Regions from separate parts of the Mus musculus genome. Here regions 1, 2, 3, 5 and 6 are each linked to region 4. Evidence: chromatin loops called from intact Hi-C (ENCODE). Cell type or tissue: heart. All regions are shown on one strand. Links, peaks and the distances in the headings refer to the core of each region. The heading gives the core; the rest is flanking DNA.

Evidence for each region. Peaks named below come from ENCODE experiments on the same cell type or tissue, not always from the same donor. Only the 100,000 strongest peaks of a DNase experiment are listed, where the experiment ranks them.
Region 1: a loop joins it to region 4, with 2.7 times the contacts of the local background. A loop is called at or near these places in 3 of 42 quality-filtered maps.
Region 2: it touches region 4 in a loop (2.4-fold over the local background); 3 of 42 quality-filtered maps call a loop at or near these places.
Region 3: a loop joins it to region 4, with 2.9 times the contacts of the local background. A loop is called at or near these places in 2 of 42 quality-filtered maps.
Region 5: it touches region 4 in a loop (3-fold over the local background); 2 of 42 quality-filtered maps call a loop at or near these places.
Region 6: it touches region 4 in a loop (2.7-fold over the local background); 3 of 42 quality-filtered maps call a loop at or near these places.

Annotation. Positions count from the first base shown.
Region 1 is chr7:68,126,639-68,131,776 of GRCm38, forward strand. All of the region lies in intron 2 of Igf1r (insulin-like growth factor I receptor), which reads left to right. Among named protein-coding and RNA genes, the nearest start is that of Gm51488, 8.0 kb to the right of the region's middle. In heart, for the core only: CTCF peaks have their summits at 1,254, 2,370 and 3,418; DNase peaks (open chromatin) are centred at 1,473, 1,773, 2,663 and 3,473; H3K4me3 peaks cover 2,259 bases; H3K27ac peaks cover 3,225 bases.
Region 2 is chr7:68,292,201-68,297,338 of GRCm38, forward strand. The region is part of intron 1 of Fam169b (family with sequence similarity 169, member B); the gene reads left to right. Among named protein-coding and RNA genes, the nearest start is that of Gm16157, 18 kb to the left of the region's middle. In heart, for the core only: no CTCF peak of the experiment used is centred there; a DNase peak (open chromatin) is centred at 2,441.
Region 3 is chr7:67,950,691-67,955,828 of GRCm38, forward strand. It overlaps Igf1r (insulin-like growth factor I receptor), which reads left to right and starts at 1,567. Exons shown (of 21, transcript NM_010513.2): 1 at 1,567-2,262. The coding sequence starts at 2,169. In heart, for the core only: a CTCF peak has its summit at 2,273; DNase peaks (open chromatin) are centred at 1,091, 1,641, 2,621 and 3,401; H3K4me3 peaks cover 4,000 bases; H3K27ac peaks cover 4,000 bases.
Region 4 is chr7:68,176,658-68,181,795 of GRCm38, forward strand. The region is part of intron 5 of Igf1r (insulin-like growth factor I receptor); the gene reads left to right. Among named protein-coding and RNA genes, the nearest start is that of Gm51487, 22 kb to the left of the region's middle. In heart, for the core only: a CTCF peak has its summit at 3,224 (motif pointing left); no DNase peak of the experiment used is centred there.
Region 5 is chr7:67,801,382-67,806,519 of GRCm38, forward strand. It overlaps 4833412C05Rik (RIKEN cDNA 4833412C05 gene), which reads right to left and starts at 2,115. Exons shown (of 3, transcript NR_045954.1): 1 at 1,984-2,115. Gm34350 (a long non-coding RNA gene) reads left to right here and starts at 1,808. Exons shown (of 3, transcript XR_391567.3): 1 at 1,808-1,979. In heart, for the core only: no CTCF peak of the experiment used is centred there; a DNase peak (open chromatin) is centred at 2,320; H3K4me3 peaks cover 1,315 bases; H3K27ac peaks cover 2,251 bases.
Region 6 is chr7:67,786,475-67,791,612 of GRCm38, forward strand. 4833412C05Rik (RIKEN cDNA 4833412C05 gene) reads right to left here. Exons shown (of 3, transcript NR_045954.1): 2 at 1-120. Among named protein-coding and RNA genes, the nearest start is that of Gm34350, 14 kb to the right of the region's middle. In heart, for the core only: a CTCF peak has its summit at 2,405 (motif pointing right); a DNase peak (open chromatin) is centred at 2,417; H3K27ac peaks cover 288 bases.

The sequences.
Region 1 (5,138 bases), core at 753-4,752, 50 kb before region 4:
CCAGCCCCTGTCCTGGGAACCAGTTCTCTCTGCTTCTTGACTGAGGATGCAGTGTGGTAATGAGCATCCTGAAGCTCAGGCCATCATGTTTGCCTCACCGTGATGGGCTTTGAGCCAGAATACAGACTCCCAGCTTTACATTGCTTTAGTTGGCTATTTGTTCCCAGCTAATATACTGTATATTTTGTTAGTTTTGATTTTAAACCGTGCATTTGCCTGTACCAGAACAAATTCTATTCACAAACAAGTATCTGTAATCTTAAGGTGAAATCTGGTACCACTCTTTATCTACAGGTTTACTCTTTTCCACCATTAAAGGCTTAGAAAGATGGAGGGTTGATGACAGATGTCACATGAGGGCGTAAGCAGAGACTGAGCCCCAGCTGTGGAACCCCACAATTCTTAGAACACTGGATATGGCTGTATGGCGGACAGACTAAACTGTGAGCAAGTCAGTGACTGGTCAGATAGAAAAGGAGATGACAGTTCAGTGTCATGGTGGAAAGGAATCGGGGATGTGCAGAGTTGATAGCATAAGAGCCAGGAGGAGATCTCTGATTGAGATGGAGGGGGGAGTAAGAATCCACCTCAGAGACAGAGGCCTTCAGACAGAAAGCAGGGGGAGACCATCACAGCCACAAACGGAGCATGGCGCTGCTTCACCCCTACAGATGGCAATGGGTTGGTTATGCAGATGTACAGGTGATACCACTTCTGAAATTTTGCCTCTCCGCTCTTCCTTTACCAACAAACCATGCTAGTTCTAGTTTTGTAGCTAATTCTGGCCAGAGAAGTAAGAACGGAAAGAGACCTCTCTGCTCTTGGTACACAGTGTAGTTGGTGGGAGGTTGTGAAAGGTATGCCAAGAGAGGAAGTGATTTTAGGCAGAGTGGAAATTTGCCAAGTAGAGAAAACAGAGTTGTTGACCCAGCAGAGAAAACACATTAATTGCACGTGTGTAAGGAAAGATTTTCAGGGGTAGGCATACTCAGGATGCTAGGGAAGAATCCTAGAAATATTTGGCAAGTTTGCAGCGGGCACTTTAGTAGAAGCCCATCTCCACTGAAGACCCAAATCTGAAGATAATACCATTCCAGGCCTCAGGAAGTTCAGGGTCTTAACGTAGGAGTGGAGTCTAAATACAGCATTAAAGCCCTATCAGAGACTTAGTGCTAAGAAAACAAATTTCAGTCTTCTGCAAGAAGTGGGGTAGCTGGGCCAGGGAGAACGGTGGAGAACAGTGGCCTCTCCTGGGCAGGCAGAGGTAAAGTCTAGAAAGCATAAAAACCAACGTTGAGTAAAATGATGTGTGTGGTCTGGGCAGGGACCTGGGAACAGAACAAAGTGTCCAGAGGGAGGGTGCCTACAATGAAAGTAGCTACTGGTTTGGGGTCTGATGCCAGGCTGCAAGGACCAAGGAAAGCCTAAATCCATGTTTTATACAGCAAAGGTGACTTGGGGTGAACATTTACTGGGGTTGCTTGTGGCAGGCTCCATAGGAGATAGCAGAGGTGAGGGACTAGAATGGCAAAGGAGAATGCCAGGTGGCCAGTTTGCACTGTTATCTCCTATAAAGTACCCGTTATCGATATATCGTGATACCGATATATCTTGATTGTGAAAAGTGACAACGTGGTCTCTGTATATTCAACAAGCATTGAAGTGGAGAGAGCCGGCTTGGCTGGCCTCCTGGTCCCCTTTTACATTGAGGAGGCTTGCTCAGGATAGCGACTTGTGAGCATGTTTATGTGCGGGGTGAGCAGAGCCCCCCATCCTAAGAGCAGATGGTTTCCTCCGCCTGGGGTCCTGTAAGGATGGTGAAGCTGGAGTGAGGGAATGGGAGATTCAAGTGAGACTGCCAGAAATACTATGGGCAAGGCAAGTTAACCGCTTATTTCTTATCAAGTGGTCCCAACGCCGTCATGTGTTGTTTCTTTTTGTGTATGTTCTCCATCCCAGCTGCTCCCAATAGGCTCAGAGCTCCTAAAACTTGCTATCAAAAGATGTAGCTGTGTGTCTGGTGCACCAGCATGCCATTAATGGCGTATTGTATAGTGCAACAATTTTAGTGTGTGATTTAAAGCAACTTTCGTAAAAGACAATTTTAAATTTTTATTCGACGGTGAGGAAGGGGCTTCTGGACAAAAGCGACTAAATCGGTTATCATTCCATTGGAGACTTCGTCAGCCATACAAGAAGTGAAAATGATGGAAACAAAACCTTTGAGGTTCTGCACAAAACAAAAAAACGATGTGTGGCTTAAAGTCAGCAGTTCTGGCTCGGGGGGGGGGGGGGGGGGGCTCCAAACGACGCCTCCAGGTGCTGACTTTTGGGGCCACCCCCTTCCTGCCCTCCCCGCTGTGGCAGCCAGGATTCCTTTTGTCTCGGGTGCTTCCCCACCCCGCCCTGCCAGCCAGAGGGAGCTGGCACCGGGCGCCCTCCCCACCGCCCCTGGACCAAGGTTGTTTACTACTTTCTACTCGGAATAACACGCCAATCACCAGGGCCCGCCCTCTCTCTCAGCCAATCAGTTTGTTGGGAAATTCCACCTTTCCTAAGGGCCCAACCAGCGATTGGCTGCAGGACTTGTCAGTCAAGCTGGCATCCCGCAAGGATGCAGCTGGAGTATTAGGGACGCGATCACCAGAGCCGAGGAGGAGTAACCTTCCCATAAACAAGATGGGGGGCCCCCCAAGAAAGCACGGATTGGGGTGGGGAGCTGAAGCTCAGCCCAACCCCGGGGCCCCACCGGAGTGAAGAGGGCCGAGCGCAGAGCCGGGGAATCCCTCCCTCCGCCTCCCGCCCTTGCTGCAGTTGTAAACACGCTTCCCTCCATGTCTGTTTTTCTTTCTCTAACCGTGGCCATTACAGGCTGCTGTTTACAAAAATCCTGCAGGGCAGTGCTGTTCTCTAGGATCCTGTCCTCCATTCACCTTGCCTCAGGACCCCTTTTCAGGCTTTTTTTTTTTTTTTTTTTAATTTTCTCCCCGCTGCTAGGCACAAACTGAAGGAAGCTATTGGGTCGTGCAAGCTTGTTTTCCTTTTATTGCAGCACGCAAAGCAAGTCACGCTGTAGCAGCAGCACCATTTCCCAGGAGAACAGGCTGGCTGGCCATTAAGAGCACCGCGCAGCCTAAACAGGCGTAGCTCTAGAAGGACTGGCTGGGTTTTTGTTGTTGTTATTATTATTACTGGTCTGAGTCAAGCTGGATGCTATTTTGATTCTGCATTTTCTTCCAAAATTCGTCTTGAAATCTATCCCCACTTACAGGTTTGGGATTTACACCACCACCCGGCGCACGCCCCTTTTCATAAAGGCAGTATTGTGTTGAACTAAATGTTTTTCTACCTTCTCTGATCTGAATCAGGTTTCCCATTTCTAGCAGCACAATGTAGTTGTATTCTGTGTGGTAGGGGCGTAGTGGACATGAATTATTTGCGACAGGGTTGCCTGGAAGATACGGAGTGGAATTTGCGTGGCACGGAACAGTTCCCAGTGCCCAAGGTTTCTGTTACTCTGGCTCCAAGCAGGAAGCGCAGGCAATATGGCAAAACACAGCACGTGGCATCCCATTCAAAAACGCTCTTTTCTAGAAGCTGGTATTGCAGAGGATATCCGATCTTGACTAGTTTCACCACCACCACCACCCCTTTCACAAGCAGAAAGAAAAACTAATGTACGGAAATTTGGTGTAGATATTTAGTAGGAAGCTTTGTTAAGTGTAAAGGCAAGGTTTGGAAGTTCTGGCGAGAAGCTGAAGGACCTTGTGGGCACGCTTTACAGGATTTAAGGTTGTAGGAATTGTAACCCCCACATGGGAGGCCACGGACCTCTGGGCTCCTCTAGACTTAACACCCTGCAAAGTTACTGAGCTACAGAGCCCTGGAGGATCTTAGGGTTGATGCTGAGGGAGAAAGGAAGGTTGCTGCAGGTAGGAATGTGGGTGGCCCTAGCATGTTCTGGCCAGGATTGGATTTCCAGGAGTAGCTTCTATGGCTACCTGTGTGAGTTTGTGGAAGACTCCAGTCTTAAGTTATGAAAGCCTGGTTAGGATCTCAGTGGATGGTTGGTCTTTTTTCCTACTTACTCATTTGTTTGATCCCAAGCCCCAAACCACCCCCCCCCCTTTACACACACAAGCAGCTTTCCCCAAAATGACCAAGTTAGTATGTAACACGCTACCGTTATATACTGAGCTGTCGTCAGGATTTGAGTGGAGGTGGCTGTGTCGCTTGTAGTAAGGGGAGGTTACGAAGGCCACAGCTGGGGCAGAGTTCTGCCTCAGGGCTACAAAGTTCCTGGCATCATTACCCCACCTTATGAAGTTACAAACTGGGCAAGGGGTTGAAGGCAGAAAGAGACCGTAATGAAGAATGTTGTGATGATGTGTGTACCAGCTCCTGTCCCTTATTAGCTGCCTCATCCAGGCCAAGTAAGTTCACCTCCGTTAGCCTCCTTGTCCACTGCCTGAAAGGAAAGCCGTGATGTCTGTGTATGGCTGTGAGGGCTCAATGACCTTTGTCATGCAGTGGGCTTGGTACCAGCCTGGGACTCCTGACAAATGTGTCTTACCCCTTCTTTTTTCCGTGACCCTTCCCTCAAACCTCCCGCTTGCTCAGGGCTCATCTTTTCCTGGTGATTTGTGTTAACCGTTCCTCCCTGGCCAAGTCAGCCTGTTAATTTTTCCATGCCAACAGCTTCCGAGTGCCAGGAAGTCACGTCTGAATAGCCAAAGTATGTTTTCCTGTAGGAGAGTGCCAGCGTGCCAAGTGGCACGTCCTCAGTTGAGCATGCAGAGCTGGGGGGGAGGGGGAGGGGTGGTGAGACCTAGCTGTACTTCCCGCCATGTCTTCAGATAACTTTTTGAATCACGAGTGAAGTCTTGACTTAATCCCCTGGCTTTCATAAGCAGGGCAGAGCAGTGGCCCCGGCCTGGCTCTCAGTTCTTCTTGACCTGATTTCACCCTGCCACCTCTGCCTGTGTCTCCCACCACATCAGTACACACATGGTATGTGTGCGTACCACAGTGCTACCTGGCTCCTGTGGTGAGGATCTGAGGTCTCTCTCCAGTTGGGGAAATGGCCTCCTTGATGCCATTTGCTAGAGCACTTCCTCAAGCTGACCTCTCCATATTCT
Region 2 (5,138 bases), core at 388-4,387, 120 kb after region 4:
TGATCGCTCTGGTCAGCCCCACTCACTCAGTCCCTGCTTACTCCGGCCGAAAGATTTATTTATTATTATAAATAATTATACTGTAGCTGCTATAGCACACCAGAATATGGCATTGGATCTCATTAAGGGTGGCTGTGAGCCACCACGTGTTTGCTGGGATTTGAACTCAGGACCTTCGGAAGAGCAGTCAGTGCTCTTACCCGCTGAGCCATCTCGCCAGCCCTATTTTACTTTTTAAAAGTTAAGCACACTGGGCTGCCGATGTGGCTTAGCCACAGTGTGTGTTTTTGGCTTGTGCAAGACCCCATGAACTCAGTCTCTAGCACCAATAAACAAGTAAACAAATAACAAGATAAAGATGAAATACAGTTATCTTCAAGTTAAAAATAAGCTCCTTCCCCTTCCCCCTAAACAGGTTTTTCTTTCTCTAGCCCCGGCTGTCCTAGAATTCCTGCTCTGTAGACCAGGCTGGCCATCAGAGATCCACCTGCCTCTGCCTCCTGAGTGCTGGGGTTAAAAGCATGAGCCACCACCAGTAAGCACCCTCTTTCCCTTTTAAGAATTTATTTATTTTTCCTTGAAGTAGATGAGTGTGTTTAGCATACATTATATCTATGCACCCTCTGCAAGCTGACCGGTCTCTCCGGAGGCCAGAAGAGCATGTTGGCTCTCCTGGAACTGGAGTTACAAAGTAGTTGTGAGCCTACAGGTAGGTGCTGGGTACTGAACCCAGGTCCTGTGGACATGCAGGCTCAGTCATCTCTCCGGCTCCAGCAGGGCATCCTTTAATGGTTTCTTTCGAGGCTCAAGGTGTGTACTTGTGAATTTATTTATTTATTTTTAAACCTCATTCACTTTACAGACGCAGCCCTATGGACTGTATGGTGTTGAGCCACAGGCGCCTCTGGTCAAGCCAGGGGTCCTGATGAGGTGACTTTTGGATTTTGAGACATTTAGATGTTCTGGGGATGTCATTTAGTGTGTTTGCAGAGCACACACCTTAGGTAGGGTTTTACTGCTGTGAACAGGCACCACTTATTAAGGACAACATTTAAATGGGGCTGGCTTACAGGTTCAGAGGTTATGTCCATTATCATCAAGGTGGGAACATGGCAGCATCCAGGCAGGCATGGTTGGTGCAGAAGGAGCTGAGAGTTCTACATCTTCATCTGAAGGCTGCTAGGCAGCTAGGATGAGGGTCTTAAAGCCCCCACCCACAGTGACACGCCTACTCCAACAAGGCGACACCTCCTAATAGTGCCACCCCCTGGGCCAAGCATATACAAACCATTACAGCACACAAAGCTGTCTTGCTGCATGCTCCTAGAGTTTTCTGCTCATGTCTGATGAGAAACTAGTCTTTAACTCTCTGCGGAGCCCAGAATTGGTCTTTTACCTTCCTGTAGTAGATTCTTCTCTAATAAACATTCTGGAATAATTTAATTTTAGAAGAAAATTCACTTGCATGAAAAAAGATACAGAAAAAAAAATACACAAGAAAAAATGTTTGATCTGCGGCACCCGCTCAGCTTCCTTTTGATGGTAGAACGGAGTTGAGTTTTTTGTCCTTGTGTTGTTTTTTGTTTTTGTTTTTTTTCCACATTATCTGGAGCAAGAATCTTCCTTACTGTAATTGAAGAACAACAACCCACATGACAAAAAGAGAGAGAGAGAGAGAGAGAGAGAGAAAGAAAGAAAGAAAGAAAGAAAGAAAAGAAAGAAAATCCTGAGTCATTACAGCCAGCTTTTCCAATGACATAATGCCCCATAGTTACTGCCAGGTAGTGCTTTTCAATAAAGCCAAGTTTGTAAGACCGGGATTAGTAAAATTTGAAATATTTCCTTGGTGTGTCTCAGAATAATAGTCTCATCTTAGAAAAATGGTGCTTTGCCAAAAATGAAAGTGTTTCCCTGCTCTTTGTGGTAAGGGAGTATGGGGGGAGAGTCTTGTGCAAACAGCGTACTGAGTCCGTGCGTTGAGCCCACCGACATCTGTGTTAACAAGCGTTGCTGTTTATGGTCCAAGGACCGTGCATTTCTGGGCTGGATTGAGTGACGGCTGCCTTGCTGGGCTGTGGGTGACAAGAGTCTGAGCAGCTCTCTGAACTCAGGCTTTGCTAAGGGAATGTCGAGCCTTCTCCATATTTTCTGTAGAACAACATTCTGATGTGCACCGTTATTTTTGGTTTTCGGGTGATACTGCTAGCATGTGCTCAAGTGAATTCATAAACCCGGGCTTTATCTAGGAATTTCAACTTCTTTACAGTCTGCAGTGAGGTATTTCAACTGTATGCCTTTTTAATAAAAGCGTTTAGTGTTACGCTGCAGAGATTACATTCTTTTGGCTTTGGAAAAGTATTTCCTGTTCGGTCCAAGCCATGAAGGCCTGTCAGGGGCTCACATCTGGAACCCACAGGGGAGGGGCCTGTCTTCCACCACCAGAATCAAGAATGGCCTATCCCAGCCCGGACCAGTTTACTTCCCAGGGCCCCATGGGGTGGGGCCCTGGCTTTCTCCTGGGATGGAGGAGGAGAGTCCCTTTTTTCTGTCCATTTTGGATATCTATCCCTTCTACTTGGTGAATCTTCAATTTTCAGGTTCCCTTAGTTTTCAACGTTATTTAAAAAATTTTTTTTATTAGGTATTTATTTCATTTACATTTCCAATGCTATTCCAAAAGTCCCCCACCCGCTCCCTTACCCACTCCCCCACCCACCCACTCCCACTTCTTGGCCCTGGCATTCCCCTGTACTGAGGCAGATAAAGTTTGCATGACCAATGGGCCTCTCTTTCCACTGATGGCTGACTAGGCCATCTTCTGATACATATGCAGCTAGAGACACAAGCTCTGGGTAGTTCATATTGTTGTTCCACCTATAGGGTTGCAGATCCCTTTAGCTCCTTGGTTACCTAGCTCCTCCATTGGGGGCCCTGTGATCCATCCAATGGCTGACTGTGAGCATCCACTTCTGTGTTTGCTAGGCCCCGGCATAGTCTCACAAGAGACAGCTATATCTGGGTCCTTTCAGCAAAATCTTGCTAGTGTATGCAATGGCGTCAGCGTTTGGAGGCTGATTATGGGATGGATCCCCGGATATGGCAGTCTCTAGATGGTCCATCCTTTCGTCTCAGCTCCAAACTTTGTCTCTGTAACTCCTTCCATGGGTGTTTTGTTCCCAATTCTAAGAAGGGGCAAAGTGTCCACACTTTGGTCTTCGTTCTTCTTGAGTTTCATGCGCTTAGCAAATTGTATCTTATATCTTGGGTATTCTAAGTTTCTGGGCTAATATCCACTTATCAGTGAGTACATATTGTGTGAGTTCTTTTGTGATTGGGTTACCTCACTCAGGATGATGCCCTCCAGGTCCATCCATTTGCCTAGGAATTTTATAAATTCATTCTTTTTAATAGCTGAGTAGTACTCCATTGTGTAAATGTACCACATTTTCTGTATCCATTCCTCTGTTGAGGGGCATCTGGGTTCTTTCCAGCTTCTGGCTATTATAAATAAGGCTGCTATGAACATAGTGGAGCATGTGTCCTTCTTATCAGTTGGAACATCTTCTGGATATATGCCCAGGAGAGGTTCAACGTTATTTTTTTTTTAAGATTTATTTATTTATTATGTGTAAGTACACTGTAGCTGTCTTTAGACACACCAGAAGAAGAGGGCATCAGATCTCATTACAAAAGGTTGTGAGCCACCATGTGGTTGCTGGGATTTGAACTCAGGATCTTCGGAAGAGCAGTCAGTGCTCTTACCCGCTGAGCCATCTCTCCAGCCCCGCGCCCCCCCTCCCCCAGTTTTCCATAAGGCTTACATAAATATTTTCTTTGTAGAGGAGAGCTGTTGAGTTTGGGGGAGCAGGTAGCATTTTCCTCAATAGTGGGTGTGGGGTAGCTATTTAGGATGGATGCGGTGTTGTGGCCCAGGTTGCAGGGTGCCCCAGGTGTTCTGTCTGATGATTCTGCCCCATAGAGGTCTGCAGTCAGTCTCATGACACCCACAGTGGTTAATTCTTGCGCGCGCCCTGCAACAGGATCCTTCTGCACACGTTTATTGGGAGAGCTTGATTGCAGAGGCGAAGAGACCCCAAGCCCAGAATTGGTGCTGCTTGTATAGGCCTAGGAGAGGCGTGTCTCACACCCGGATCGGTTATGCATGGGTTATGCTTACCACCTCATTTGCATGCCTACATCTGATTGGTTAACTTCTCTCTCATCTGATTGGTTAACTTCTCTCTCATTTGATTGGTTAATTTTGGTTAATTCTCAAAACCTCATCTTGGCAAAAAAAAACTTTACTGCCTATGTATGTGTGGTGGCCAGTGGAAGCCAGCACCATCCTGCAATGGCACATGTGGCTTCCCACAGTTAATTTATGTTTCCTGCTCCCTGCCCCCCCCCCCCAAACAGAAAGTGACTCCCAGTTTCAAGATAATCAGGCTGGGCCATGGCTTGCCAATTCGAGACCCTCCTATATCTGCCCCTGTGGCCTTGGTGGGAGGCCAACCACAACTTTCTCTTGTGGACAGCCAGTGTCTTGGTTGCACTGCCCACGAGTTCTTTCAGGGTGGAGGGTAGGGTCTTAACCTGCAGGGTCAATGATCTCAGGATGTGAACAGGGCATAACACGTTCATGACGTTTGTCCTAACCTCATATGATCAGAAAGTATGCCGCTAATTAGCAAGCACCTAGCCTTGGCCCTGGTGGCCTTGGATGTGTGGATGGGTGCCTCTCCCAGCGAACCTGAGCAGCGCAGAATGAGCTTCTCCATGGCGCTGATCAATACGCATTCTTTGCCAGTTCTGCAATCCACACCTCACAAGGGTTATTGATGGTCCAGATATGATGAGCATCTTTCCTAAAACATAGGCTCAGAAGCAGAATACAAATCCAGGTCTGGTCTCTCTCTGCCCCGTAGGCTGGTGTTCCTGGAGGGTGGGTATCTTGAGAGTGGTCGATCCTGAAGCTTGGCACCCACGGGACAAATGTGGCCTGAGAGTGTACCCCGTGTCCAAGCAGCTCACCTGCTAGCCTCTCTTAATTTATTGGCATGCTCATTAGATCTTCTTGCATACTCAGGAGAAGCCACGTGACCAAGTCTGTGGAACAGCTGTTAATATGGAAAGCTCCG
Region 3 (5,138 bases), core at 493-4,492, 230 kb before region 4:
CTGCAGTGGCCACCGATTCCGGGTGGCGGCCGCACATTCCTAAGACTGGGACCCGAGCCAGACGACGTTGTCCGGGTTAGGGTCCCCGCCCGCAATCCCCTCCCTGGGAAGCCCTCGGACACGCCCCCCAGCTGCGGGTTCCCGCAGCCTGACACGCGCTGCGGTCCTTCTCCGCAGCTGCCCACGTGGTGGAGCACGGACCAGCACGATGCGGTGGAGCGCCCTCAGGGCGGGAGAGGAATGGGGCTGGGAGGCCCGGCTAGCACGACCCAGCCGAGTCGGTCCCCGACTCGGGGCCCCCACATTTCCTCCCCCGGAGGGAGGGAGGCGACATTCCCGGAGCCAGCCCTCCCAGGCTGCGGTCGCGCCCTCTGGCGGCCGCCGCGGAGACGGGTCCTGGGCACGAGGGGCCGCCTGTCTGGGTTCCCTTTCCAGGGCTGGGGGCCCGCGGTGGAATCGCTGTGCTTCGAGAATAGAGCCTCGCGGACCGCACCCTGTCCGCTCCCCGACTGCGCGCAAGCACCGGAACACCCAAGGAGCGCCGCCACGGGCGCCCAAGCCTGGCGTGGAAAGTGCCTTGCGTAGCAGTCTTCAGGGGTCCCCTTTCCCCCAGGTGTGCCCCTCCCGTCGCGTCCGGGCTTTCCACCACACTGCGAAAAAAATGCCGCATGCATGCACTTATTTATTTATTTTGCAACAGCTGCAAGAAACAATGAAGCTTTTTCACGGAGTCGGCCAGCGCGCTCTCCAGCCGCGCTGTTGTTGTTTTCAATGAAGCTCCGAGGCCGCACTCCCCGCCCACCGCGCCCGCAGCCCGCCCGCTCTGCTGCCCGCCCGCCCTGCCGCCGCCCCCCTGGCCACCGAGTCCCACCGGCGCCCCGGGCATTGTTTTTTGGAGTCCTGCGGGAGGGGAGGGTGCGGACAGGGCCGGCCGGCGCAGTGCGGGTGGGGGCGGAAGCGTGGGCGCGCGCGTGGCTCAGTGTGCGCGCGGGGGCCGGCGCGGGTGGAGGCGCGGGGGGCGGTGCCTCCTGGGCCCGGCTCCCCACGCCCGCGCTCCGCTCCGCACGTCCCTGCGATCCCGAACTCCGGCTCTTGGCGCCTGCCGAGTCGGGGCCCGGCCCTCGGCGCGCCGGGACTGCGGCTGTAGCCGCTTGGAGTGTGCGCGCGGGCACGTGTGCGCGGCCCCGAGAGCGCGCGCGTAGAGCCCCCAGTGTGTGGCGGCGGCGGCGGCGGCGCGGTGAGGCTGAGGTTCTTGTTTACCAGCATTAACTCCGCTGAGCGGAAAAAAAAAGGAGGGGGGGGGGGAACCGAGGAGGAGCGAGCGCACCGGGCGAACTCGAGAGAGGCGAGCGACAGGGAAGCTGCCTGCGAGCCTGTCCCGGCGCGCCCGGCGCTCGCAGACCCTCGGCCCCGCTCTCCGGACCCTCCACGCCTCTCCCCGTGCCTGCGAGAGCTCCACGGCACGCGGCGTGCTCGGCTTTGACCTTCAGCGAGCCGGAGCCCCCGCGCACGGAGTCGGCGGCGGGCGGGGGCCGACGCGGGGCGGCGGGAGCGCTGAGCGCTGCGCGGCCGCCGCTTTGTGTGTGTCCTGGATTTGGGAAGGAGCTCGCGGCGGCGGCGCTGAGGGAGGAGGCGGCGGCGAGCGGAGCCCAGAGGAGGAGGAGGAGCCGGAGGAGGGGGAACCGCTCATTCATTTCCACTCCGCATTTCTGCCCCTCGCCGGCCTCGCCCGCGCCCGGGACTTCGGACCAGTCTCGCCAACTGCGTCGCGCTCTCCCGCCGCGTAGGCTCCGGTGGTCGTTCCCTCCGGGGATCGGGTGGCGTTTGTCCTCGCCTGCGGCGATTTGGGCTTTGCTCCTCTTTCTGTACAGTTTTCCTCCTTCTTCTGCATCTCTGCGTTTGCAAATGGAGGCCGACGACGCCGACAGCCCGCCCCGGCGCGCCCCGGCTTCCCGACTCCGCCGCCCCGTGGGCCGCTGCTGCCGGCGCTGAGGGGCCGCCCCGCGCCACCCTCCTTGTCCACGCCGCTTTCCGAGGATCGTCGCCTGCGCTCTTGTTTTTGGACGAGAGTGAGGACTGAGTTGGAGACTTTTTTTTTCTTTTTTTCTTTTCTTTTTTTTTTTTTTTTCTATTTTTGAGAAAAGGGAATTTCGTCCCAAATAAAAGGAATGAAGTCTGGCTCCGGAGGAGGGTCCCCGACCTCGCTGTGGGGGCTCGTGTTTCTCTCCGCCGCGCTCTCTCTCTGGCCGACGAGTGGAGAAAGTGAGTATTTGCCCGCCGCCCGCGGCCACTGCGGGAACTTTTCCTCCGAGGGGCTGCGCCCTGTTTGGGAAAACCCAGTTGCCACGGGCGCAGCTGTCGGACTTCGGGGCTCGGGAGTGGAGGGTGGGGCTCTCTCGGAAGGCCGGAGTAGAGCAGGGCCCGAGAGTTCACGACTCAGGAGCTCCTAGAGCCCTAGCTCAGCGCATCTGCGCGCGGGAAGGGCCTTAGGGCTTTCTCTTTCGCTGTCCGGGGAGCGCTGTCCCGCACGCGGCCTGGTGGGTGGGCAGTGCCTTCTCGCTGGCGGGTCAGGGGCAGCCCCCGCGTAGGCGCTTGGTGGGGAAGTTGGCGTCTGGGTGGCCTCGGGAACCCCGCTACTCTCGCCCCCCCCCCTCCGGGGCGCTCCACTTGGCACCCCAGCGCCCATCCCGCGCAGCTCACCATGACAGCACCCTTGGAGGCTCCACGGGTGGTTGCTGGGGTAGACCTAGTGCTCCGTGGCGGCAATTCGGAGCCTCCTACCCTGCGGGGTGTAAGTTGTTCTTGAGGGGGAGATACAGGATGGTTGGAAGCCTCGCGGCCCCAGGACACGTTTCCAAACATCAGGGCGCAGCCTCCTATCACCCAACTTGTTGGGCCCATCGACCCCCTCAGGTTCTTGGCCTTTCGCTTCTCTGGAGCCTGTGGGCGTCTACCCACCTACCCCAAGGCTTGATAACTTGGACAGTCCAGTGTGGCCTTGGGGTGCAGGGTGTGCCCACCATTTTCCTCTAGGAAAGTGTGAACTTGGGACTTTCTTCGTGGGGGGAGGGTTGGATGATCCTCGGCTTAGGGGCTCTCAGTTTCTATCCAGCTCTGGACACTTTTTTCCCAGAGCGTCTTAGTAAGAGGAGATAGGTACGTCCACCCTTGTGCAGAGTCGACGTGCTTTTCCACACACACGTGTTCAGCGCGGATTTAGGTGCATCCACAGCCACACGACCGCGAGGGGAGAACCGGACTCCCAGCCTGGGGGAGAGATGTGTGCGGTGGGTTGAGCTGCGACGGGATCTGTAGTGTGGTAGTGGACGGGTGGTTGTTTTGTTTTGCGAGCGCGGAGCCCTGGCCTTGGTTTTGTTGTGGCCAAAGTTGTGGTGCACTGCCAACACCTCCCCCCCCCCCCCCCCCGCTCTGCACTTCCTTTGTACATACTTAATAAGCAGTATCGCTCATGCTTGCTATCGCTTGCAATCTGATAGCTTTTGTTTTGGTGGTGTCGGGTAGGAGTAGGTGGTGGTGGGGGGTGTCTCTGGGAATGAGAACTCTCCACAGTGTATGCGGGCAGGAGGAGGAGGAGGGGGTTTTGTTCTCGAGAAAAACAGTGTGGCATACTGGTGCTTTAGAGATGGTAGAGTAATTTGAACGCGATTAAAAGTTTAAATGCAGTCTCCGAGTAGGGGCTGGGGAAGTGAGGGCGTGCGGATGAGTAATGTTTGCAGAATGTATGCAGGTGGTGCCTATTAACTTCGAAAAATCACGACCTAGCCTTGAGTTGGGGTGGGGGGGGGGTGTGACACGATGGAGCCTGCTAGGGACCCTACCGCTGCCGTAGTTCACAAAGGCTGTTTCTATAAACAAACCCTTGAGCCTCTTTTAAGAAATATCTATGATGGAGTCCGAGTAGTTCTTAAAAGAACTATAGCTATAGTAAGACTAGAGAAAGACTCGCAGACTATGGCCGACCTCACAAATCTGGGCTCTCCTGCCCTTTGTTTTCCAAACTTTGAGCACACTGGATTGGGTGAAAGGCGGTTAGATGGTGTTTGGGGGCAGGGAAGATTTCTAGCCTTTAAGGACTAAATATGGTTTAGAAGACACTAGGAACGAGTCCATTTTCCTATGGCATCTTATTGTACTGTGTACATCTCTACTTTTGCTATTTAACAGCAGAAGTTCTGCAATGCAAAGAAGCAGTGGTGGCCTTGCCTTGCTTCTTGGGGCAGGATGCAGGCATCCGAAACAGGACGGAGCTGGGTCTTGCTGAAGGATATTCTTTGTCCAGAGCAGGGGCAGCAGGAGAAGGGTCTTTCATTGTGTTGTTTTTAATCCGGTGGGGACCAAACGCTTCCTGAGAGCCGCCTTTTATGATGGTCAATTTCCTAAAGTTTGATGGCCATCCTGAAAGCACTTGGGATCCTGGTTAGGGCCTGCTAAAGTTCTGTCTGGGTGTCTGCCCTTCCCTCTTTACAGCTGAAGGGTTAAGTTTTAGCCCCAAAGGTGCTAAACCACATAACTGAGGAGAAAGTCTCTGGGTGCCAGCAGAGGCAGTCTTCCAGCCATACAGGTATTAGGTTTAAGGAATGGTGATTCTTTGGAGTGCGACATCTGTGGATATGTTTTCATCTTTAACTTGGGACTGTGGAAGTTTCTTGAAGAAAGGCAGCCCTGCAGACATGTTTGTTTTGTAGCGGGAGAATGAGCAGACCTAGGAAAGGGAGCAGCCAGATAATGTAGGGCCGCTTTCTGTTTTGAAAATCAACATGCACTTGAGAGTTATTGTGGTTGTCTCCTAAAAAGGATTGAGTCATCTTTCTGCCGAGGGCACGGTAAAATCCTATTGTCAGAGGAAAGGAGGTATGTGCAATGTTGGTGTTTAAAGAAGTTAGTGCTTTATTACCTACCAGAAGGAGAGCCCAGAATAAGAACTTCAGAAAGAACCTAACTAGCAAATTATAGTTTAGGTTTTGATGCAGGGAAATAGCAAGTCAACTATACTTTGTGGAGGGCCAGACTGGTGCGGGTTCAGGGCTTGAAGTTTAAAAGGTCATATGTTTGAATTGTCAAAAGGATTAGAAAAGACCATCTCTGAAAGATCCAAGGGTTGAACATCCGGGCGCTTA
Region 4 (5,138 bases), core at 800-4,799:
CTTGAGTTACCTCACTCAGGATGATATTTTCTAGATCCATCCATTTGCCTGCAAATTTCAAGAAGTCATTGTTTTTAATAGCTGAGTAGTACTCCATTGTGTAAATGTACCACATTTTCTGTATCCATTCCTCTGTTGAGGGACATCTAGGTTGTTTCCAGCTTCTGGCTACTATAAATATCAGCCAAGTATTGTTAAGGATTCTGGTATTGGGGAAGCTTCCCTGGAAAGCTGACGCCAGCCCTGCTGTTAGCATTTGAGAAGGGAGTGGAGGGCAGGTGAGGCCTGGAGACTTGTGTTAAAAAACAGTGTTTCTCAGCCTTCCAGTACTGCCACCCTTTAATACAGTTCCTCATGTAGTGGTGACCCCCAACCATAATCTATTCATTGCTACGTCATATCTGTAATTTTACTACTGTTATGAATTGTAATGTAAATGCATGATATGAAGGATGTCTGATATTTGACCTCAAAGGAATCTAAACCCACAGGTTGAGAGCCTCTTGCTTCAAGGATATCTCTGGCCAGGACATTTGAGACTCTTTAGTAGTAGCTTTCTCTGGTAACTGTGATGAAATCCAAAGCTTTGAGGGGCCACCCATAGCAACAACTCACCTTTGTCTCTCGTTGTATAGTATTAGGGCTCAGCTGGTTCACTTCTTCCTCACTTATTTAATAAAGGAGAGAAAGATTTGTAATAAGCAGATGAACACAGGTAGTGCAAAGCACAGGCTTCAGAGAGCCCCAGAGGAGAGGACAGAAGGTGCTCTGGGTACCAAAAGGAAGACTCTGGTGGAGAAGGCCACACAGGCTTCTGAGCAAAGCTGGCCTGGAAGGGTTTGGGGGACTAGAAAGCACAGGGACAGAAGAGGAGAGAGCACAGAATGACATTTGGGCCTGTCTTGTGTTCAGCTCCTGGGGGAGGTAGGCAGTACTAGGATTATAGGAGGCACTGTTGCATGCAGATGTAGAGGTTATCATTTAGGTAAGCCTTGGGACGCACTGGAGATTTTGAGGAGGGGTGTATTAGCAGAGTTATCTGACATTTAATTTCAGGGTGCTGTCGTTTATACTGATAGCCTCCTCCCCCTCCCCCCAGTGTTTCCCAGAATGTGTGGATACATCACAGTTACAGGGAAAGGGGAGCCCTGTGGAACTTCACCAGGTTCACCTCACCCCAAGTCAGACAGAAAACTTGGGGTGGGGGAGTTGCCAGCATAAGCTCGAGTAACTTTCTGAGTATTTCTGTGTATGTTTGGCACATGGCAAAGATTAGAAATGACTTCGCTATCCCTGTGATCCTTCAAATGTATATAGTCCCAGGCCACTTCTGAGTTTTTATTTTATTTTATATTTTATTTTATTTTTAAGCAATCTTGCCTCAACTCAGTGTTGAAGGAATCTATTTCTTGAGCTTTTTGTATGGCTACTGAAAATGGCATAAATGCTTCCGTGCGGCTCAGGAGGATTCTGAAGACTTCTGTCTTGATGGAAAGAGGAATATTTCCCCCCACCCCACCCCCCACCCCCATGAAGGTATCCTTCAGCCTTAGCTATCCAGGAAAGCACTGCAGTTGATCTTGGCCTTCTCGGTAGCCCCCCGTGGGAACACAAGTGTTTTGCCTGGCGTGTAGTTCCTGTGTTTTCTTTCTGGGCCTGCTTACCTGGGTCATGCATGCTCATCAGGCCACATTTCTGTACACTGATTTCCAGGCCGACGACAGGTGAAGCAGAATCCCAGCAGAGCAGACATCAGGGTGCACAGCCACAGAACGGTACTTGGGTAGCAGCAGGACCCTTTGGTCTCAGCCATCACTCTCTCTGTAGTGTGGCATAGCTGTAGAATCCCAACTTCAGATAAGATCATAGGAGTTGGAGAGATGACTCCCTAGCTAAGTGTACTTGCTTGGCAATCATGAGGCCTCGTGTTTGAATCCTCGGCGTGACTGAGCCTAGCTGCACCCAGGAGTAGCTCCAGGTGGTGAGCTGAGACAGACTGATCCCAAGAACTTGCTAGTCAGATGACCTGCCTGACCTGAGCCAGACTCCGTGAGACAGCCTGTTTCAGGACAGTGGGGTAGAGAGTAACAGGAGGATGCCCAGTGTCTCTCTCCTGTGTCCAGAAGCCTGCACGTCTGTGTACTCAAGGACAGACACAGAAAGGAAAGGGTTTTCTCAGAAGTAGTGGTGTGGTGTAGTGATAGAGCACTTAACCTAGAGTGTGTGGTGCTTGCTACCTGATCTCTAGCAAAGTGTGGGGGTCATGGGGGGGATTAAGAAGGAAAATCAAGTTTTGTCTGGGGATAGGGATATGTGGTTCTCCTTGAATAAGAGAGAAAATATTTCCATTATCTGAAAAAAAAAATGCTCTGCTTTGGACAACTTTGGTTTGGGAGCAATCAAATAAATGAAAAGTTCAAGCTCTTAGGTGCTGCCAAAGATTATTGTCTTGAACAGAACAAAAATACTGGAAGGGGGCCAGTATAAAGTTAGAATTCTTAGTCTGTTTAGGCATCTCTACCCTTTGCAGACTCAGGGTTTTGTAATGTGCCCTGCATCTCTGGAACTAGACCCTAACATAACCACATTTTAGCACATACTTGGGACTTTTAAAATACATACAATTAGTTACTTTGCCTAGCAAGTCTAGGCTGTTCCTAGAGATATGGAAGCATGTGTATGCAAATATCACATGTGAATGCTCTTAGCAACATTTTCCATAGTATTTTCTCAAAATGGTGCGTTAGATATAATCTAGGGGTTCCTCAGTATAAGCGCAAAACACACAGTAAGATACTAGCCAATGGTACATGTAGCATCCTGGGTGAACAGACAGGGGAAATGCCTTGGATGGGAGAAGAATGGGGGGGGGGGCTTCAGTTTGATATAAATGTTCTGAATCTGGATGATTGAAAGATGATTGGCCATCTGTATAAATTTATTGAAGCCCATGGAGCTGTATATTTATAGTGGGAACAATTTTAGAAGGTAAAACGTACCTCAGCAAAGCTGTTTTTAAAAAGCACTCAGGAACAAACGGCCTATTTTGTCAATCTATGTGGTGCTTGGTTTAGTTTTGCCTGGGTATATATTTCCATACTAACTGAGCCTTTGTAGATGGTATAACTGTGGACCTGAAGTGAACCAATATTCTACAGATGGGCTAAGTAGTGTTATAAATGACTGTACTGGTGACAGCTTCAGTGTACTGGCTTCTGATGCCCTCTAGAGACAGCTGTCACAGGCAGTAGTAGTGTCTCCTTGCAAAAATGGATATGAGTTATTGGTTGTCTGTGCTTCCAGGATGCCAGTAAGAGCTTGAAAGAGGGGTCCTGTGTAGGCTGGAGACCTTGAGCTCAGCCCTGCCTGTATCAAGGTGCAGGACTTACCTATTTTCTGTGACTTTGTTCTGGGGGACTTTTGACAGTTCAGAGAGTAGCACAGGTCATCCTGTGCCTTTGTGAGGTGATTCAAAGCTTATAACGTCCTTTTATATTTAGCATCCAGTTCTTCTCAATTGGCCTCGGGGCCCGAAGAGACCAGAAAAGATAGCTCCATGGGCAGCTGAGAACCAGCAGCCCTAGAGAAGCTGAGTAAACCATTCAGGTGCCACTTCATAAGCAGTGGAGAAGGTGCTTGGGCCTGGTTATCAGTTCCTACATGGAAGACTCTACACTCGGTCCCCTGCAGTCTTCACTTAAAAGGGAGGCCTAGAAATGGTAGCCACAGATCATAGCTAAGTGTTGGCTGTGAGCTTATCATGTGACAGGGCCCCCAAATTGTTGACTAACCATCCTAGTAGGTCTATGCATTGGCAGGTGAAACCCATCCAATAGAGGGGATTTTTTTTTCTAATGTTGAAAAAGCTACAAGCTACCAGGCAGTGGTGGCACATTTCTTTAGTCCCAGCACTTGGGAGGCAGAGGCAGGTGGATTTCTGAGTTCTAGGCCAGCCTGGTCTACAGAGTAAGTTCCAGGACAGCCAGGGCTACACAGAGAAACCCTGTCTTGAGGGGGTGGGGGGGGTGCAGAAAGGAAGGTAGGAAAGAAGGAAGGATCGAACTAAGAGCCAAAATACCACTCAATAAAACTCCGGGAGATCATACAGCGTGTAGGAGCCAAAGGAAAAAAAATGAACAGTTTGGTTTTTAAAAATATTCTGTGGATGTAAAAAGGCAGTGAGCTTAGAAACGATTTATGAAGTCGCATTTATTGAGTGGTTCCCTTAACTAGTCATCTCCCTGAGAAAACAATGACCATTCAAGGACATTAGTATCTTGAAGGTGTGTAGACAAATCTCCACCTGGGGATATCTCTTAACTCTCACTATTGCAGAAGGTGTTGAGGAGGCAGGCCTCGGGTGGGGGTTGGGAAGCAGGCACTGTGTGGACGGGCCCTCCCCAGCAGGTTGATTATTATTTTGGTGAAGGTTTTTATTTTTCTTTACCTTCTGTAGGCTCCACAATGCCTGGATTTTATTGATATTGGTATTCTGGCTCCCAGCCTTCTCTGCATTGTTTAAAGAGAGAAAGTTTGTGTTTACTGTGAAAAGATAATCTTGCTTTTCAAAGTGATTAGTCAAATACCCTGAGTTTCTATGTGCCTGCCATTCATTTGTCAAATTCCTGGTTTCTAATTCATGCTCCCTCCCTGGGGAGAAGAATGTGTGGCTCAGAAGGAAGGTATTTTCAGTACAATTCTGTTTCCTGCTTGAGAAATTAGTTTACTAAGAGGCCTTGGCCTAGATGGAGATGGGAGTTTGACCTGATTAGTTGGCCCTTGTATCCGGCCTGGAGGTGTCTTCAATAACAGGAGATTTTTGTCTCCTGGGACTCTCAAGACTTGGGAGCAGCCAGACCGGTGAGGTTAGCGTTGAGGCAGCAGTTTAAGAATGGCCCATGGTTAGGCAAGACACCTAATGGGACCCAATCTTTCCACCATTACACCTATCCTTCAGTTGTCTGCCTATCCTGACCACCCCCATATCAATAAGAGTGAACATTGGTGGGTCCCGTAGGTGGCAGTTCTGACTGACAGGTATCCAAGGACCTCCCTAGGACATACACTCTTAGGTACTACGATCTGGATTCCTTTGATCAGGGTCTTTGTTTCCTACTCCAATAAACAAGCATGGTAGG
Region 5 (5,138 bases), core at 781-4,780, 380 kb before region 4:
TAGATGCTAGGATACAGGGCTTTTCCTGTTGGCATGCAGATTAAGTACCAGCCAGTACATCACTAGGTACATGGCTCTGGCTTTAGCCAGCTGATTTCACTGGACACCAGGAGTCTCAGGTAAAGGATCCAAAAGGCAGTGACAAGCCAGGATCTGCCACTGCAGCAGCATCTGGATACATTGGCAACATCTGTGGGAGCAGGGAACGGTGCTCAGGGGTGCTGGAACCAGCTGCTATTTCCTAGTATCTCTGACTAGGTCTTCCTTCAGCTTGATTTCCTTTGTTTCCTGCCCAGTTTTTAAAGCCTCTTCTGCCTTCTTGTCAGTTCCAAACTGTCCCTTTCTGCCCTGCTAGCCAGAACCAGTTCCTACTAAGAGTCTCTGCCTTGTAGAGATGCTTAATTATTTGATAGTACATCTGGACATAGAGAACCCTCCCATTTTGCTTCCTTAAGACGAAGGGCTATGCTCATTTGCATAGTAAACCTATATGGAGTACCTACAGGCTGTGTGCTATGGCAGACCTAGTGTCAGGACATGTAGCTGACTAGGAAAAGCATGTCTCTGTCCTTGGGAACTTATTGAACTAAAAGAAGGCCAACATCAAACAACTAATTATGGAATTAATTCTTCACTGGGTCCTCCCATCAGCACTGGGTGACGCCAAACTATAGGTAAATATTTGAATCCCACAGAGGATACAAAGGAAACATGGAAACCGGAGACACCGCTCATGTCTCCCTTCCAAAGTCATCAGTTCAGCTGGCAATAGAGCCGAGAGCTTATGTAACTAAGAAACCATCCCACGCAAGTTCCCACACCAGAGGGACACGGGGGTCGTTAGTGTCCAATTCGGGGGATCAGGGAAGACTTTGTGGGGGATTTATTCACGGCCTTGACAGTGGATCACAAAGAGCTCAGCAATGAAGGAAGAAAGCATCCCTGTAAAATTAGCCACCTAAAGTTCCGCCACCCACCAAGGCCCACAGTTTAGTGCTGCCATGAGTCCCCTCTGAACAGCCACAGGACAAGATCCACTTATACACGCTGTTGACTCCCTGCTGTGTCCATTTAACAGTGTGTGGTGGATATTTGGCCTCTGACAATTATTCCTAGTCTACATCCCATTTAAGCAGCCAAAGACGATTCCATTACATGGGTGTACAGTAAACGAATCAAATCCCTATTAATGAACATTTAGGGTTTGGGTCAAGGGTATATACACTCTGGAACCCCAAGGCCTGAGCCTGAATCCAGTTAGTGACCTGGCTGGGTGGTAGGAGGAAGGCTGTGTTTCTGAAGGCGTGGTCCTTCCCCGTAGCAGAGGTACCTGCAGATGGTAATGATGTGGGATATTCAGAACAGTGGTTAGCACCCAGGGAGCGCTCAATCAAGGCTCGGATCGGACAGGCTATAAGCACTCTGTCATCCTGACCAAAGTGTTGGTTTGCTCCCCTCTGTTTCATCACTCAAAACACCCAAAGTGCACACAGTCAAAAAGCACATACATGAGCGCAATCATCTAGTCACCACTGTGATCGGTAAGAGGTAGTGAACGAGGAGAGCCTCTGACTCCTTCCTGGAACCCATCAGGACCCTCCCGTTATCCACAAACCATCTAGTGAGGTTTCTTGATTTGCCTTCTGGGTGGCCTTCTGGAATCTAAAGCAAGAGGAGCATTCATAACAAGTCAAGTCAGACGCTTTCACTACGATTTCAAGGAGGGGAAGCTGGAGTCGAGGCCATGTTTGAAAATATAGGTCAAATCTTGGTTTCTGTGGTTACTGAACACTGTCAGCCACTGTGACTCCCTCTGTGTGGGTGATGCCAAGGTTCAGAGGTCTGACAGCCCTGTCTAGCTCCTCTACAAGTGTCACCTCTCTCGCCCCTCCCCAAGGTCTGAGGCTTCTCTCAGCCCTACTGACCCCCAGGCCCGAGGGTCCTGAGCTTGGGCAACACCCAGGAGTAAGCTACTGCAGGTACCTTGCTCTTCATGCCTGAGGTTGGGGGCGGGGTGCTGGGACTGCTGCTGCTGAAGTTCGGGATGTCTCCATACCCCTGCAGTTCTACCCACTAGTCTGCTGCTGCATGTGGGGACTGCCGGGGAGCAGGGAGGAGGCCATGTGGGGAGGGAACAATGTAGTGGGTTGTTTAGCTGACTGTCAGCCTCGTTCTGGGATCCTCCTTTCCACGCCCCTTGGCTTAACCGCCACAGGCACAGCTCACAGAGGCAAGAGCCCCCTTATTTGGTCTTGGAAAGAAAGGGGAAAGGTTATCCTCGGATGCCTGCGGCGTTGGGTCATCAGCCCGCAGTTGCTGGCCCGCACCCGCGGGTGCAGTTCAGTCTCCCACCGGCAGGTGGCGGCACCGCGCAGGGTCTGGGGAGATGGCCAGCTGGTAAACAACCCGCAGGATCCAATGCCCTAGGGTGGGGACCCGCCCGGATGGGGGTGGGCGCCTTATGAGTCCGCACGTGGACAGTGATGCGGAGGGAGAAGCTAAGCTTCAGAGGAAGGGAATGGGGAGGAAAGAGCCCAATACCTTGTTTGTGGGAGAGTCAAGCTTCCCGAATTGCTCTGGCTGTAGGGTGTGACTTTGCCTTGATGGATTTCACGTGAGCGGCTGGAGAGTGCGCTGTGCCAGGCGGGAATCTGCTTCAAAGTCACCCACGCGGGTTCAGGGGACTCGAATCTCTGGATGTGTGTCAGTAAGGCACCGTGTGGGGCTCTGCACCAGCTGGGAGATTCGCTTTCTTGCCCATCCTTTTTCCTCTCAATCTCCTCTCTACCCCCCCCCCCCCGCCTCCTCCTTGCTCTTCCTGCCTCTCCGTGAGCCTGGGGGTGTGAAGCGACCCACTTTCCTCCTTGTGGCCCGAAGAGTTTTTAAGTTCGAACCGCCACGTGGCTGGTTCCTTTCCTACACCTTCCTGCAAGAGAACAATTGCCACCATTTTATCTTGAGGTTAGAAAGGCTCTGGTCACCCCAACAGTAATGGACAATGCTGGTTCCCCAAAGCCAATGTTTGTTTCAGTGATTGAGAACTGCCACACACACACACACACACACACACACACACACACACACACACACACACACACGCACGCACGCACGCACGCCCCCCACCCCCACCCTTGCCGCCGCCCCTTCCAGTGACTCCTCCAGGTAAAGCCCAGGGGTATCACAGGGAGCTGGCAGGGCATAGTGGCCTCCCAACACTTTAACACTTGCCTTTCATCCCAGCACTCAGGAAGCAGGGGGCTTAGTGAGTTTGAGCCTAGAGGGCCAGTCAGGGCTATATAATTACATTCTGTCTCAAAACAAAAACAAAAACAAAAACAAAACGCCAAGATTTGGGCTGTAGTGGTTAAGAACACTTGCAGCTCTTGTAGGTGACCCAGGCTGGATTCCCAGCATACACAAGGTGATTCTCCACCATCTGCAACTCCAGTTCCAAGCGATGTCTTCTTCCAATCGCCTCAGGTGCCAAGCATGCATGTGGTGCCCATACATACATGGAGGCAAAGCATAAAATGGGTAAATTGCATTCAAAACAGAGCACAGAGACGTTTTAAAGATGGATCAACAGTAGACCCTCTTCCTGGACTTTCACTGACCTCCAAAATGGCTCCTAGGTGGTCAGTCTGCAGCACCGGTTCTTGTTGCTTGGTTGTTGATGGCTCCAAAGAGAAGCCGACAAGTCTAAGCTCTTCCCCATCTGCCTCCTGACAGGGACCCTAATGACCTCCCACTTTGGGTTTCTTCACCTGGGAAGACATCAGTTTTCTGAGTCACACAATTATGGACAACTTTTGAAAATTATTGGGGTGACAGGTTCATGCTTGCCTTACATCCTACGGTACCTGGTTGCATTTCTTTGTATGTGTTGCATGTATATATGTGGGGACATGTTCTAGTGGAGGGCAGTGGACAAGTTCAGTTTCCTTTCTCAGGCGCTGCCCACCTATATTCCCTTAGGTTGATCAGCAAGCCCCAGCAGTCTGTCTGTCTGTCCCCCAGTGCTGGGATTATACAGCAATCTCACACATTGAGATTTTCCTTCTTCCTCTTCTGCTTCTTCCCCTTCCTCTCTTTTATCTTAAAGTCTGTGCGAACAAGATTAAATCCAAGGAACATCTTTATTTTCCGTGAGACAGTTTTGAAGCTGTTCCTATTAATTTGGGTGGGTTCCTGGTTTCTAAGAATTCACTCAGCATGCCACATAGTAAGTGCGTGCGTGTGTGGGGAGTTCCCGAAAGGCTATCCAGGAACAGGCTGCTCCACAGTCTTTGTTTTATTGGTTACAGTCATTCAAAACTCCACTGATAGCCAGATGGTTCACCAAACCTCCAATTGCACAGGCTCGTGACTGCCTTCAGTGGCCTCTGTGGCATTTCTGTTTTATGTCACAGGAGGTCAGCCTGGCTCTCCTTGAAGGATCCTCTGCTCCTCTCTGGAGCCAGCTTGAATGACAGCACTCTCACTGGCTGTCTAGGTTGGTTGTGACATCCCAGAACCCAGTCCCTATATCAGGAGCAGTTGTGGTTTGCCTGCACCATGACAGCATGGCTTGTCCCTTCCTATGTGTGCCGGCCAACTCAAGTGTTGGCTTGTTCTGCTCTTCATTCTGAGGTTGATCCCACCATAAGCTAGTCCTCAAGTCTTGATTTGGTTCTGTTCGGTTGCCTGGATTCTGCCCTCTGTGCATGCCTTGAGGTAGGTTGAATTACCATCCTCTTAAGGATGATCCTTGTTTGGAAGGGCAGTGGTGCCCAGTGATGAACTTGGCGCGTGGGGGATGGGGGGTGGGGCAGCTGCAAAGCCTGAGGTACGCACTTTAAACTTTGTGTGGTAGCTGCTAATGGGGTGCAAGGCTGGTAGCACTGTCCAGCCTATGGGGTGCACAGGATGCCTACCTTCAAGATTTAGTGGAGGAGGAAACATTGTAGCTGCCCAAGGGTATCCTGACTGCCTTTCATCTGCTTAGATCCCTACAGCCACACAGAGCCCCCCTTTAGGCCCAGGTTGTCAGAATTCATCCTTTGCAAAAGACGGAAATCCAGCCCACGCTTGTTTATGCAAATAAAGGCATTTAATTGTCTCAAGAAAAAGACAGTGGAGATGTCCATTTCACGTACAGC
Region 6 (5,138 bases), core at 802-4,801, 390 kb before region 4:
CTTTAGCTGAAGAAAGCACACAGTACTGGCTTCAGGGCCAGACATGTGTGGAATTTAACCCAGGCAATGTACTGGTGGAGGCCAGACTTCAAGGGACATGTGTCCACAGTGTCCATACACCTGTTGGAAAAAAGTTAGAACTACTGTTGATTTATGGGATGCCTGTAACATTAACTTCCAAAGGTGGACCAGAGAAATGGTTTGGCGTTAAAGGGGCCTGCCACCAAATAGGATGGCCTGAGTTCAATACCCAGAGCCCAGGTTGTGAATAAGAGAAATAACTTCCTCCTTTGTTCTGACTTCTACATACCTACCACAGTATATGTGTGTGCATGCACATGTTACACACACACACACACACACACACACATGCACACACATACAAAGTAAGTAAATGTAATAAAAAGATACATTTCAAAAAATTCAAAATTAAAGGGCTAGAGTGATGACCCAACAGTCAAGAGAATCTAGAGAATGCCTAGTTCCCCCACCCCCACATCGGACAGCTCAAACTGCCCACAGCCCCAGCTCAGGAAAATCTGATGACTCCTGCCTCTGTGGGTACTTGATCTCTCGTGTGCAGACACACCTAGATGTAATTTAAAAATAAAAATAAATCTTTTTTAAAAAGCAAGTGACCCTCCTTAGAAGTGGGAACAAAACACCCTTGGAAGGAGTTACAGAGACAAAGTTTGGAGCTGAGATGAAAGGATGGACCATGTAGAGACTGCCATATCCAGGGATCCACCCCATAATCAGCATCCAAATGCTGACACCATTGCATACACTAGCAAGATTTTATCGAAAGGACCCAGATGTAGCTGTCTCTTGTGAGACTATGCGGGGGCCTAGCAAACACAGAAGTGGATGCTCACAGTCAGCTAATGGATGGATCACAGGGCTCCCAATGGAGGAGCTAGAGAAAGTACCCAAGGAGCTAAAGGGATCTGCAACCCTATAGGTGGAACAACATTATGAACTAACCAGTACCCCGGAGCTCTTGACTCTAGCTGCATATGTATCAAAAGATGGCCTAGTCGGCCATCACTGCAAAGAGAGGCCCATTGGACACGCAAACTTTATATGCCCCAGTACAGGGGAATGCCAGGGTCAAAAAGGGTGAGTGGGTGGGTAGGGGAGTGGGAGTGGGTGGGTATGGGGGACTTTTGGTATAGCATTGGAAATGTAAATGAGCTAAATACCTAATAAAAAATTAAAAAAAAAAAGAACATAAAAAAAAAAGCAAGTGAAAGGTAATGTTATAGACTCCTAATAAAATTCATCTAAATAGAATCTATTGTGTAGTCAGGTCAGGACTAAGTGATTCATTGTGTGCAGTTAGCTTTCTCACTACTGTGTTAAGATACCCAGCTAAAGCAACAGAGGGGAGGGGAGATGTATTTCAATTCACACTTTAAGGGGTACAGGCATCAGGCAGCCATCCATCAGTTCTAGACACCAGACTGGAGTGGTGGAAACCTGAAGCATGAGTTCCTTACAGCCCTGTAGGTCAAGAAGCTGTGTGCTATACCTCTATAGCTCTGCCCAGATGTAGCTCTGCCCAGATGTAGCTCTGCCCAGATGGTACTTGGTCCTATGCCAACTAGACCTCTGGCTGTAAAAGTTCCAGAGCCAACGTAAGTTGCACCACTGTCTGAGGACTGAGTCATACAAGGAGGGTGGGACAGGGGTCCACATTTTACATTCAAACCATAACACACAGCGATTCTCATGGTGTGTTATATACAATGATCCAGTGTTTCATGGAACCAGTCATCAAAGGTCCCCATGGCAGATATGTTTAGCTAAAGCACATGTTTGACACTCCAAGGAGTCAAACTTCAAGTTTGTGCTTGCCAACAATCTAGTATTATGTATATTGGTCCCATTTTTAAAGATGAAAGAAAAAGAAAAAGAGGAAGGGAGGGAGGGAGGAGGGAGGGAGGGAGGATATCAAAACCATGCATTGTGGCACACACCTATAATTCTAGCAATGAGTGGGCGGTAGGGGAGGGTCTGGTGGAGGCAAGACTATCAGGAACTCAGGAACAGCCCAGGACACATGAGATCTTGTCTGAAAATAAAAGTTGGGGGAGAGAGAAGGGAGAAGAAATCAGCACACACAGTATCTCACAGAAACACACGAGACTGCCTGACACTTTCTTTGTTTTAATCAACTGCTTTGGTTGCAAAGATCGCAGCTCACAAGCACGACCCATTGCAATTCCCAGGAATTCCGACTTAGTTGGTATGCGGGTGTAGCCTTGGCATCAGACTTTTACAAGCTCCCTGAGACGTTATAATGTGAAGCAAAGCCTAAGAATTATTGGCATAAATAACTTTGGTCTGAAGGCCACTTTTGGCAAATAACCCCCGAAAGCTGTTTTTGCAATTCTCTCTCAGGCCACTAGATGGCGGATTGTCCACACGATAGCATTTCAATACCAGGTGTTTTCCAATAACTGTTCCGTGGGCAAGCAGGAAGCTAGGAGAGAGAGCAGAGCAGATTCCAGAGCAAGTATTCTGCAGGCTTGGCCTCACCGCGTTGGCTGGCATCAAGTTCTGAGGGGCCCACAAAGGTGAAAGGAAAGGTACAAACCCATCGGATTGTTTTAACCCTGGCTTTTTCTGCGGTCAAAGCGAGACGGTTCCTTTCTTCTTCCTGGCCTACATCTTTTTCTTGGGTGTAAATTACAGCAAGGCGTTCTTTATGGAAAGGCCGCACCCTTTATTCGGAGTGAGGCTTTTTGGAAACCTTTTAATTAAAAGTAGCTAGTTCGCCTTGTTGCAAATAGGCAAGAGGCACTATGTATTTATCGCTGACTTTGGCTCATCCGGGAATCAAACTCGGGGCCTCTTGCAAGCTAAGTGAATCGCTCTACCACCGAGCAACACGCCCAGCCTCAGAAGAGCAATATTTAAACCCTATTTATAGATTCAGATTAGTGTGGGAGTAAATGGGGCGGGTAGGAGAAAATTGTGAAATCAAGAAGATTTCTGTCACCCTAACACACAAGAGTGTGATTTTTCCGGAAAACAAGCACCTCTGGGCTTAATTTTTCTCCCTTTGATCTGAAAATAAACACCAGCCTCCACACTTCTTGGTCGTGCACTGTTGGTTCATTAAAGAGCCATCTGCTGATTCCCTGTAAGAACTCAACATGCAACGATTATGGGCAAAGTCCAGAGAAACAACTTCAAGACAATTTTTGTATAAAAATTAGCTCTAAAACGAAGCGTAATCACTCTATCGGTGTTTCTGCCATTTGGATTTTTTTTCCCCATCGAAATTTATAACATATTCATTTTGGCAGATTGTGTAACTTCTGTATTCTGAAGTCAGAGCACTCCTGACTGATGTAGGCTCCATCTCCAAGCCGGAGAGCAACAAGCAGGACACGAGACAATCTTCATGGCTGTCTGTTCACTGGTTAGCCTGAACCTTAAGGCCTGGTGGACCTTTCTACCAAAATCCAATTAGACAGGATTCTCCAGAGAAAACAGAACCAGTAGAATGTGAATAATTAATTGATTGCAAGGATTGGATAATGGATTTATGGAAGCTGAGGAGTCCACAAGGCCGTAAGCAAATTGGAGACTCAAGCCGGCTGCTGGTGCGGGTTCCGTCAGGAAAACCAGCAAGGCTAAGCTTCAGCCTAGCTCCAATCAGTGGGTGATGGCTGGGTGGTGAGTTAGCTCCCTCTTGCTCAGGTCAAGTCACCAATGCACTGGTTGGCAACCCAATAGCATTGTCCCAATGTCTGCCACAGAATTCTAGTTCCCTGGGATGTTAATAAAGGCAAGTTGCTACCAAAAGTCCCAGTGTCAAATAAGTCTGGAATTTCCTGGGTGAGACTGTTAAACAAAAGCCTTTTCCCGTAGGACTTTCTCAGAGCCTCGAGGTCACACAAAAGAGGGTGATGCTTTGCAAAGCTTTCCAAACTTACCATGTTGCTCAGTGTTTCGATGCTGCAATAAAATAATTGAAAGAAAGACTTAAGGAAGGGAGAATTCTCTCTGGCTACTGGACCCAGTTTTAACTCACAGTTGGATGGTTCTGTTGTTTGGGGGCCCATCACAAAGCAGGGAACAGTAGAAGACAGTGGATCTCCTTGTAGTATTCAGGAAGCAGAGAGTAACACAGAAAGCCACTCTCAGAAGGTATGTCCCCAACACCCCACTTCCTCCAGCAGGACCATTTTCTGCAGTCTACCATTTCCTTATGAGTTATTAAAACTCCGAGTCTATGCACAGATGAAACCACCCAGTAGGTCACAGCCCTTAGGCTCTGCTTGTCTCTGAGCCCTTTGCAAACACACCCAGGAGTGAGAGCTACAAATCTCATAGGTGCATATCAGTCTAATCAAGTTGACCAGACTAACCATCACACTCATGTGACACAATTCCTTGTTCAACTTTCAGCGCCCCTTCTCCAGATACTGGCCTTGTGGCTTTATCAAGAACTTCTGAGCAGAGAATGTCTTTAGCCTGATTTTGTACCTAGCCCCCAGCTTGGGAATGTAAAATGCACGGAGTCAAGTGATGTTTGAAGGTCAGTTAAAAGCAATGGCAAACCACAGATGAAAACGCAACAGAAAGACGGTGAGGCTATAAAATCAAGTGTGAGCAAGACTAGCTGGAGTCTGTCTACCACAGCACATTCGGCCACTGCCTCTGAGGTCCAAACGATGCCAAATGGACTTTGGGGACCTCAGACTGGAACCTGGGCTTTCACCATGCTAGATGCTCCAGTGAGCAGAAGAGAGACTCATTTCTCCTAAGAGACAGGGTGAATGCTGTGCCTGCCGTGTCCTGTCCCTTGCTCCTCCACCATGCAGGTGCAGGTGCTTTCAAGGCTCCCGTTGGCTATGGTACTTCTGTCTGCTTCACCAGCTCTGAGAGCAGCCCACAGGCCCTCTAGAGTTGAAGTCTGTGAGTGCTAATGCTAATCAGCAACTTGACAGACTTTAGAAGCTCCTGAAAGACCAGCGGGTGAGAATGCCCGAGGGGATTGTCTTGATTACATCAGCTGTAGAAAGACCACTCCTTGGGTATGCATCCCAGACTGTACAGAAAGGAGAGAGTGGAGTCAGGGAGATAGCTCAGTGGTTAAAGCGCTTCCCACACACGTGTGCAGA